2 separate regions of the Homo sapiens genome follow, and region 2 is linked to region 1. A link is an interaction called in ENCODE POLR2A ChIA-PET data of the cell type or tissue named here. Cell type or tissue: Caco-2. All regions are shown on one strand. Each heading gives the region's core, and the rest is flanking DNA. Links, peaks and the distances in the headings are about the cores only. Region 1 overlaps TRIM9 (tripartite motif containing 9). Region 2 overlaps TRIM9 (tripartite motif containing 9).

Region 1 (5,390 bases), core at 150-5,149:
CTCTTGGGATAACATTATTCCAAGATAATGGGACAGCATAAGTGACACCATTTTATTAGTTTTATGAATTGATGCACTTCATGATTGCATAAATATCAGCAGTGCTAGGTAATGGACTATATATATCTAGTAAAGTCAGCTGTTGATTTTTGTTTGCACTGATGAAAAGAAACTAAAGTACAGACAATCAAAAGAGGTAGATTATGTCATAGAGTAATTTGGCTTTGGATGAGCTGGGCTTACAGTTGAGCCTGTGTATATTTGACCATCCAAGATTTTGCCCTCTACAAAATCACAAAGCCTGTTATAAAGACCTGCTCTAGACAGAAAGTGTTTAATTCCCTATATTGCCATTTACTCCTCTCTGCAACCTGCTTTGTTCAGAGACTAATAATGCCTTAGACTGATAGACAGCGCAGGCCAGAACAGTGTTATTCTCTCAGGCTCTCCTGGAGCATGGGAGTAAGTGATGAATATTTGGTGCCACACAGTTACTTCTTAAAGTGCAGGCTGCAAGCAAAGTAAGAGTAAGAGGAGATGAGCAAAAACCTCAATAAAACTGACTGATGCTACCCAGCTAGAAAGTCAGTGTCACATGAATAAATCAGCGGTGGATGAGAATTAACCATCTACATGTACTCCTGACAGAAGGTGGCTATTCCCGCACCAAAGAATAATGTTTAGCATTCTATTTCCAAAGCCAGCTCTTTAAAAGGGACAGTTTCTTCTTTGATCAGAACTGTTAGTATAAAACACGCAGTTCTGCTTCTATGCAAGGCTATGAAAAACAGTTTTATTTGGCAGTGTTTAAATCCATTCTTAAACGATATCCTCCTCGGTTCACATATTCCTTTTTATATGGTGAAAGGTGGATCAGCTTTCTATTCTGAACTGGAATACGCATATTTTCTTTTAACCACATAGGCAAAAGGTACAAGAAAAAACTGAAAGTAAACAGATACTTGCTTACAGATTTAAACATGTTTTGTGTTTTCAAAAATGGACTTATAAATGTTTAGATGTGTAGAAATAAAGATACTTAAAATGCCTATGGATTTTTATTTTTAAAATCTACTTATTAGTTTATGGTTTTTTTGGTCTGTAATTATTAAAATCTACTTATTAGTTTATGGTTTTTATGTCTGTAAATTTTGGGATGCATTATTTTGTTAGAAGAGAGACAATGCTCCATGGTTGAGCTGGTAAAATCTTACTGTCTATTTGTTACTTAGTTCTGACAGAGAAGCAGGATGAACCCCATCTCTGTCAGGTAAGGTAATTATATAGGTAAGGTAATTAGGCCTATACCTCCGATGATCTGGTCTGTGGAATATTCAACATACTTGTCACCTCTTTCCTCATGCACCACAATTTCTTTTCTAAATTTATTTTGTCACAAGGAATCTTAGGAGAAAAATGACTCAATTTCTCAGTAATTTTCATATACGAGAACTAAAGGAGTCCAGCTATTTGTTATGTCATTGAAGTTTGTAAGTTCATAAAACTGTGCTTTATAGGTATGCTTCCTGGGCTTATCAGAAAGTAGAACAGAACAGCAGTTAAACATGTGAGTTGTAGAGTCAGACAGCCAGGATTCAAACTCTGACCCTGCCAATTACAACGGGTGTGACTTCATAATCTTCCTGTGTTCCAGTTTTCTCACAGGAAGATGTGTGGATTATGAAGATTAAATGAGAAAATGCTGTAAAAATCTTTAGAGCAGTGCCTGCATGTAGTAAGTGCCCAGTACATTTTAGCAAAAAGTATAAAATACAGGCTTTCAAATTTAATGATTACTGTCAGGCTAATTTGAGAAATTTAAAATACCGGGTTATATTGCTAGTTATTAGTCTTCCTCTACTGATTATTTTCTTCATTGAACCAACCTTTATCTAACTTCTACTAAGTACAGAAACGGAGTAAAAGAAGATAGATAAGAAACAGTCTATGGAATTGAGTTATTAGGGTTCAGTGGAAGATTTCTCACAGAAGCAATTATAATACAGTGGGAGGATGCTCAGGGTTAGAATACAGATATGGACGCTATGGAGGAGGGTGAGCTGAACAGGTGACAGGGCTGGGAAGAGAGTCTGGGACCAAACTGTGAAGAGGAAGGGGACTGAAATGACCAGATCTGTTTCAGACAATCAGGTACAAGCAGGAATTGAAACCACGGAGTGGATGAGTTTCTTGAGACAGGCGTGTTGAGGAGGGGGGAAAAGTAAATGATGTTTATTTATTCATGACTAGACACTCAAAAAAAGTTTTCTTGCTTTTGCAGCTTAAAATGAATCAGCCAAAATGAAGAAAACTCCCTCTCTACAGTTATTTAATAAAAAAGTGTCTGCAATTAAACACAGCTGGGGTGGGGGGAGGTGGCGGGCACTGCTGGTGCAGGTGTAACTCTGGTAGGTGGGGTAGCAGCATCAGGTTCCCGGTTGGCAGGCTGGTCTGGTCCACAGCTGTGGAGGCTGACTCATCTCAACTGGGTGTGGCCAGGTTAGTTGGTCTGGTGATCTGAAGGTTTGGTCTAAGAAACTGGGGGAGGGCAAGCGTAGTGGACAGGAAGGGAGGGGCTCTATGGAGAAAGTCAGAGGGTGTCAAGGAGAAGATAGCTAAGCAGGCAGATGGGATTGTGACTAGACCCATGGCCAACATGCTGCACTTTAGGCCTGGATAGTTTAAAAAGAAGGCAAAACCAGGGCCAAACAAAAGTGAAATGATGTCATGATGATTTCCCTGACACAGATGCAGTTAGAAAAAAGAAAACCTGCTGTTAGATATATTTTGCTTAGGTTTCTTGGGTAATCTCACTTGGAGTTAGGTCTCAGTTTAGGATAGGGGCCCAGTTTAGGGTTGTGAGAACACCCCAGGGGAATGATCTTGGCTTTGAGATGTCCTTTGGGCTGAATTAGATATGCTGCTTAACAAAACCTAGATGGTCTCTGATAGTGTAGGTACACTGTGGTGGCCATTTTATAGATAACTCTTGTTCTAAGGTTAAAAATTGACCCAAAATGTCAATATAAAAATATTAGCAAAACCTGGAATGCATTAAACAAGCATTTACTTCATAAGTTGTTATGCTATGTTGTCCCCAGAGCAATATTAAAGTTTTAAGCTTTTCATATTGTCTTTTTCTGCTCATCAAAAGTATCTTTAAAACAATCTATTTTTGTATACCACAGATTAATGAAAAACTCAATTAGACCAGTCATTTGGTATCATGTATACAAAACCTAAAAGTAGTCTAAAGTAGAATGAAGTGGTGGTTTTTAAAATTATATTACATTAATATTCCTCATGCCTAAAATCATTTTTTGAGTTATTTACAATAGAAAGGGGGACAACATGTATTCCAGTCCATACATATAAATACTACAAAACTTATGTTAATTATTTTTACCTCTTTGACTTTTAATGTTTAAAAAATAAAATAAATTTAACTTTTAACATTTGCTTTAAGAATTAATGCAAGATTTAAGATTTAAGGATAGGTTTGCTGCAGGCATAGTTTTAGGTATTCTAATCTACATAGACAAGAAATGAATAACAATTACTTACTAACTTATTCACTAATAACTACCTGAACTAGTGTTCTCCAAACTTGTGTGGCACTCTAACAGAGTTTCCAAAGTTAGACAAATTTGGAAAATGCTACATTGAATCAAGTGGCTTTGTTTGTTGCAGGATGTGTATACATAGGCATATTGATACAATATACAATGTGAACTACCTGCAGCCTGTTCAGAATGGAGAGTCTCAAACTTATTTAACTATGGAAAACTCGTGGGAGCAGAGTTTGAGAAATGCTGACCTAGAGTATAGATAAAACAAAAAGAATTGTGGAGTGCTCATACATATCTTCAGAGGTTTTCTTGCCTTTGAAAACAAACAAATCAATTATTGGCAGAAGTTCGATTTCAGGACCTCCCTGTCTGGCCTAATGTTCTTAAAAGTGTCATCACTACATACATGGAGTAATTTCGAGTTGGTAAAAAAAAAAAAAAATCTCTTCGGCCTCTTTGTGAAAAACCTCACAATAAAAATAACTGAAGAAAATAACCAAAAGGCTAATAAAAGCTACCTAGTGGTGAATGGGTAGATAACATTGAATATGATATGATTTCTGCTTCATTGAATCAAAAACCGCCCCTCTATTTGTATTTATGGCATCAGAATGCAGCCTTCTAAACACAATATTCTAAAGACAATATCTAGGATGAATAAAAATTAGAATCTTAAAGTATTTACATGTGTTAATTCATATGCTTTTGTAAGTCAGGACTTCTTGGTTGCAAGTGGCAGGAAACCAACACAAACAAGCTAAAGCAAAGAAAAAAAAAAAAAGACTCTCAGTGGACACTGACATGAATAAGTAAGAAATTAGATGCCATTATAATTCACTGAGATTCGAAGATTTGTTACTGGAGCATAGTCCAACCTGACTGATGCTGAGAGTGAACTTAGTTTCTAGCTTTATAGTTCCATTCTCCTTGTGAGTTGATTTTATTTCACTTCCCATGAAATCCTCTGAGATCACCTAAGTGGGTTTCTGATCCTTTCAATGAATAATCCCTGATAAAACTGATAAACAAATGATATTTATTTATAACTATTTGATTCTTAAACATTTATCTTGTTATAGGTTCTTCTATCCTTCTGTAGGCCAAAGTTAAGTTGTATGTGTATATACACTTTGAAAAGTCCACCAACTTGTTTAGGTGAGGAAAGTGCAATTTATCATACTGATGGTAAGGACAAATGTTCCCTGTACATTATTTTCATTACACAAGAACAGATGGCTGTGATAATTGTCTCTTACTTTATGCAAACTGTGATTTGACCTGAAACTCCAATTAATAGCATCTTTTCATGGCATATACAGGAGAAACAATTTCTGCTACTTCAAACTGGTAACAATATCTTTATTGGAGAATCTGAAAAAAACGGAGCCTTATCAGCTATTTCAGCTTACTTAGAGAAAAACAGAATACTTTTGTTTAATATATAAATCTTTGTATAGTATTCTTATTTCTTGAGCTTAATTCAACTGAATATTCTCTCTGGACCCATGAGGAAGAGTCTCACTCTTTTAGGCCACCTTTCAGAGCAGCTTTGGACTGTACCCTATGCTCTGAAAAGGATCCAGAAAAGTACCCCAAGTTGGGGGATGAGATTTTTACGCAGTAATTGTTGACTGGTGAGACATTGACTCTGTTTGACATGAATGTTTATGGTTGTGTTGAACTGAAATTAGTAAATTATAAACATTTAATTTACCTTATCAAAATCCTTTCACAATTGTAATTTTAACTCCCTTATATCTTTGTAGGTGGGAAGTACAGACAGGTGATGATACTTGCAAAAAGTTTCCTGCAAGTAAGTGG
Region 2 (5,390 bases), core at 331-5,330, 98 kb before region 1:
AGAGATGGTGATTTTTTACAAACTGTTTCCTATTCCATATTTTCCCATTTCTCTCCTAATGTGTATTTTTCTATTAGATGGATGAGCTGATTTTTTATACTAGCACACTCCAGACTCTATCTTTGAATAGGAGAGGAAATGTGGGGTGGTCTAAGGAAGACAGGGCTGGACAAGTAAGCAGGGAAAGAGCCTTACCTTTGTTTCTGAATTATGATCAGACTCTAGGGATGTCACTTGACCATCTTTGTTTCTCTAATGATAAACAGACTGTAGGCAGTGGTGAGGTGCATTGGTGGCAAAATATCTGTTTCTGTTCAGATAGTCAGGTTTGGCCTGAAGATAATTATTATATCAGACTAAAGACTTAACAATTATTTGATCTGGTTTTAGAAGGGCATGAGTTAGTTTCTCTGAATTACTAAAATTGGTCCTTTCTATTTTGTCAAACAATAGCTGGTTCTATGCACGGTGTGGTCTAGTCAGAGGTGGATCTTTCGCCAATTGAAGCCTTCTTAACATTCAGTCTAATAGCAATAATTTAGGAAATACAGATGGTAGGAAGGTAATATGCCATGTCCAAAATCACAAAGGAACTTTCTTCTCATTGAAATAATAATTTTGTTTCTGTGACCAGAGGGTATTTCCGTGAATTTTTTTCTGGTTTGAATCAGTTAGCAGCAATTCTTTGCTGGACATACACTTCTATCAAAATGTTACTCGCATGTTGAAGCAAAAATAACTGGAGCACGTGTGTGTGCAGAATATCATCCTATGTGAAGAGCTCTGAACAAGGGCATTGGCAAGTTTTAATTTAATACCTCCAAGAGTCAGCCTCTGAACTTACAATATTAAAGTTAGCTTTTCAGGCTTTAGACTTATCTGTGGGGGGATGACTTTTAAAAAATGAAAGTATAAACCAGATCTCAGAGAAAAGGAATTGCTATTTATGGAGTCAAGACTTTGTGTTCCCACTAAGAATACATTTTTCTCCTACCTAAACTTCATATGGTTTGAATGACTTAATATCATGTATTATCATTTCTTTCTTCAGATATGATAAATCAAAAATTATTTGTTATAATCATCTTAAGGGGAAATTAGCCTTTGAGTGTAATAGAAAAATTCAAAATACAACACCCAAGCACCACAAACTGGCATGGGTTTCTATTATGGAGCGAAGGCATTTACAACTATATTTATGTCAATAAAATATTTTATTTATTTATTTATTTAGTATTATTTATTATTTTTTGAGACAGGGTCTCACTCTGTTGCCCAGGCCAGAATGCAATGCCACGATCTCAGCTCACTGCAACCTTTGCTTCCTGGATCAAGTGATTCTTCAACCTCAGCCTCCAGAGTAGCAGGGACTACAGGCGTGAGCCATCACGCCCAGCTAATTTTTCTATTTTTTGTAGAAATGGGGTTTTGCCATGTTGTCCAGGCTGGTCTTGAACTCCTGAGCTCAAAGCGATCTGCCTGCCCCAGCCTCCCAAAGTGCTGAGATTACAGGCGTGAGCTACCACACCCGGACTAAAAGATTTTTTTATTAACAAGAATTTGCTTGGAAATGTATTTTTCACTAGGTGTGACAGTCAATTCATGATATTGAAAATATTTGTTGCTTTAAAATTTAATGGAAAGGACATATAAAATAATATGAATTTCAGAGTGCATTGAATTCCCAAGCAGTTATCTGAAAACCAGTGAAGAGATGTTTACTGAACACAGACCTTGGGGAGTGTATCCAATCCCATCATAAATTGTACTTACCTTTTCTATTCTCAGCACCAAGAAGAACTTAGAGTAGGTGATGACACCCCTTTATAGGGTGGGGACTGAGGGTAGCTATGGTTATTCACGGGATTAGTAACTTGGCATTAAGATGGTTATGGCTCTTCCTATCCTTCCATGTGGATCCATTGTTTACTGATGACCCAATTTTCCTTGACTCCTTTCACTCTAATCAGGCAAGTTTATTTAACATCCATACTGTACAACCATTTCTTTTTTTTTTTTTTTTTGAGTTTTTTCCCCATCTATGACCTCCCATTACCTACCAGCTGGGCTTTTACCGTATTTTCTCTAAGTAGCTGTTAACAACAACAAAAAAATCCTACCTTGCAATGAGAACTTTTCAAATGAATTACAAGAGAGAAACACTTTCCAACTGATCCCAGCTTAACTAAACAAGCAATTCTCCCTTCATGCCCTTCCCCATGGGCATGTAGTGCACATGCTGGGTCAGCTGCCTGTAAGTCATCTATACCACTTCACATTACCTTAGATTTCAGGAGTCTTAGAGGGAAGAAACTTAATATCATCAGAGGAGCTGCCATCAAGCTTCCCCTTGAAGTCCCCTGGGATGAGGAACTCATTGCTTCCAGCCAGCTCCCTCTAGTTGGCAGTTATTGCTTATATTGGTCTAGACATACCTCTTTGGGAGCTCCACTCTCCAATTGTAGCGTTACTATCTGGGGCCACATGGAACAGATCACTAGTTCTTCAAGTATTTGAGGCCAGTCACCAATCCTCTTTAAATCTTCCCTTTTCTGGGCTAAATAGAGTCAATGTCCAACCATTTCACTATGTATGGATTCCAAATCCTTTACTCTCCTGGTCATGCCCTCTGGACATGTTCAAAGGCATGAATCAAAGACAATATGACAACATTGAGAACAGTATTGCCACTCCCTGGTTTAGCCGAATCACACTTAACACACATTGAATGTGCACACACCTACTTAAGTGCGTATTCTGCGTTATGCCCATGGGATGCAGGAAGAAGGCACACACTACTTCCTCACCTCCCCTTCAAAACACAACTATCACAATATGGAGAAGGCTTCTCAGCCATTCATATTCTATTATTAAGGACAAAGAGGAATGAGGTTGTCATTTTTTTTTCACAATACATGATACAAAGCTATGTTTCAGGTCACAGCTAATATGCAGGATAATAATTATTATTAATTTTTAACTTTATAGATCACTAGAGAAAAATGAGGAGCTCCTGAAGAGACGTTTAACATCACATCATATTTCATCACACGCAGGGATCCCGTGTGGTTGCAGAGCTTTGCTGAATGAAAGCAGTTTAGCAGGAAAGAGCAATGGAAAACAGTATGTCAATGGCCAAATGTGGTGACTCTAGGCATAACTATAACTCTAGGACGGGACTGTGTTCGTAACGAATACGTATCAAGATATGCTTTCCATCAACTCTGTCAATGACCATCATTTTCCTCTTGCTCTTTCCTGGACTTCTTTCCCTTCCTCACTAGGATTGGCTGGAGTCTGGAGTTAGGGTCTAGATAAGGGCAGAGACCTCTGCTTAAAAAAAGCAATCAAGAATCAACAAAGCAAAGATTGGCTGGGGACCACTTGTATTATTGACTGAGAATATCTAGGTGATGTACTCCTGTTTGGCCACCATATATTTCTTTTGTTTCTTTATTTCTTTTTTAGAGACAGGGTCTCACTTGGTCATCCAGGCTAGAGTGTAGTGGTGTTGATCATAGCTCACTGCAGCCTTGAACTCCTGGGCTCAAGGGATCCTCCTCCCTCAGCATCCTGAGTAGCTGGAACTACAGGTGCATACCACTGCACCTGGCCAATTTTAATTTTTTCTGTAGAGACAAGGTCTTTTTATGTTGCCCAGGCTGGTCTCAAACCACTGGCCTCAAGCAGTCCTCCCACCTCAGCCTCCCCAGTGTTGAGATTACAGGCATGAGCCATGGCACCCAGCCCATATATTTCTTTTATTTGTTCATTAGCCAACGCTATTGAACACCTGTCATGTGCCAGACATTGCAGTAGAATTGAGCCGTTGGGAAACATAAAGTTGGCAGGAGACTCAACCATAAGAAAAATAATAATTTAGAGAAAATCAGTGTCATATATTATTGATTGGTTTTTACACTTCTGGGGGTGGAATTTCTTGACTGACTCCAAGGACAGAGTACTAAAGATTTTTGCAGATGTTGTAGAATATTTGAAAAGGTAGCCTTTGGGGTGTTATTTTTGGAATCTAAAGAGGAAAAGCAAACAGATTGTGGTTGCTTATGATAGTGTATACTAATCCAGTGCCCTCTGTGTCCTGGTAGAAGTCTGGGTTGTCCTCCTGTCTGGCAGTGAACAACTTCATAACTTAAGCAGCCCTTGAACCCAGGTCCAATAAGATGGTTGTATTTTGGAGCACGGTAAGGCAAGACATGTCACGAAGAATTGTACAGTGTTAAAGATGAGTTTCAACTCAATTATAAACCAGCTGTAAAATAATTTGCTTTTGTTGGGAAGATTTTAAAAGAGACAAAGAAATGAATGAAGAATGAGGCTGTTTTCATAAATGGTCTTATAAGCAGCCAAAGTCACAATTATGTCCAACTGGTACATAATTTATAATAAAAGGTGGTATTTTAAGCTTTGTTAAGTGTGGCATTAATTGCAATTGAGAAGTGAGAAACAAATCTGTTTTGAAAACCTTCTTTTAGAAGAATGAAACAGCTTTTGCCACCCCAAGGACAGATGCATACTTCATCACCAAGTTCTCCACTCCAATTTAGAATACCATGGCATTATTTATAAGGAACTATCATCAGAGGAACTGAAAATTCCTGTATTTCAATTACATACAGAGGATTCCAAAGAATGAAACTGCTTTCCAGGGTATCAGTTGCAAAGCACACTTCCCAGAACCAAAAATAGGGTTCTGAATCTCAGTCCCATGGAAAAATGCAAGAAATTCCCTGGGATATCATGCATGTGTCAAAATTTAAAAGAACAAAGTATCTCTCTTTTCTGGGCTCTGAAACCTATCATTATGCCTCTCACCTTGGATTTTGTAAAATTTACCCAAATATGGTCAGGTATGATTACCTACCTTGAGAACTTTGTCCTGGAAATGCATATTCTTCTAACTATTTTTGGAGAGGCCCAGATGCTCTGGGTCAGGAAAAGCAGAGACAGAAAAACCATCTTTCAGTAGACCATATACATTTCCTTATATGATCCTTTATCAATCATTTTCTATTAGTGTTGAATTTTCAGTATCATAGGCATAACTTTAAGACTCATTATGACCCTTGGAGGAGGCAGGAGGTATCTAATGCTGCTTCATAGCATTTTCTGAAACAACTTTCAACAGCAGTTTTAGAGAGAGAAGCCACAAAGGTACTAATTGTAAAGACTCAGAGGTCCTCAGCTGTAAGTCCATGGTTTTAGAGATGAGAAAACTGAAGTCCAGAGAGGCTAAGGGACATATCCAAGTTACACCACAGCTGTGGAGGGATACAATAGAGACTCAGGTAGGATCAATTCCTGGAGGATAAAATTTTGGGGTGACAAGACTATTGCTGCTCCTTTGTAACCTAGAAATATACAAAAGGTAA

The links. Peaks named below come from ENCODE experiments on the same cell type or tissue, not always from the same donor. Only the 100,000 strongest peaks of a DNase experiment are listed, where the experiment ranks them.
Region 2: POLR2A ChIA-PET joins it to region 1 with 6 read pairs; 2 of 35 experiments call an interaction of 5 or more read pairs at or near these places.

What each region holds. Positions count from the first base shown.
Region 1 is chr14:51,084,652-51,090,041 of GRCh38, forward strand. The region is part of intron 1 of TRIM9 (tripartite motif containing 9); the gene reads right to left. Among named protein-coding and RNA genes, the nearest start is that of TRIM9, 7.8 kb to the right of the region's middle. In Caco-2, for the core only: no CTCF peak of the experiment used is centred there; a DNase peak (open chromatin) is centred at 2,480.
Region 2 is chr14:50,986,568-50,991,957 of GRCh38, forward strand. All of the region lies in intron 7 of TRIM9 (tripartite motif containing 9), which reads right to left. Among named protein-coding and RNA genes, the nearest start is that of PYGL, 45 kb to the left of the region's middle. In Caco-2, for the core only: no CTCF peak of the experiment used is centred there; no DNase peak of the experiment used is centred there.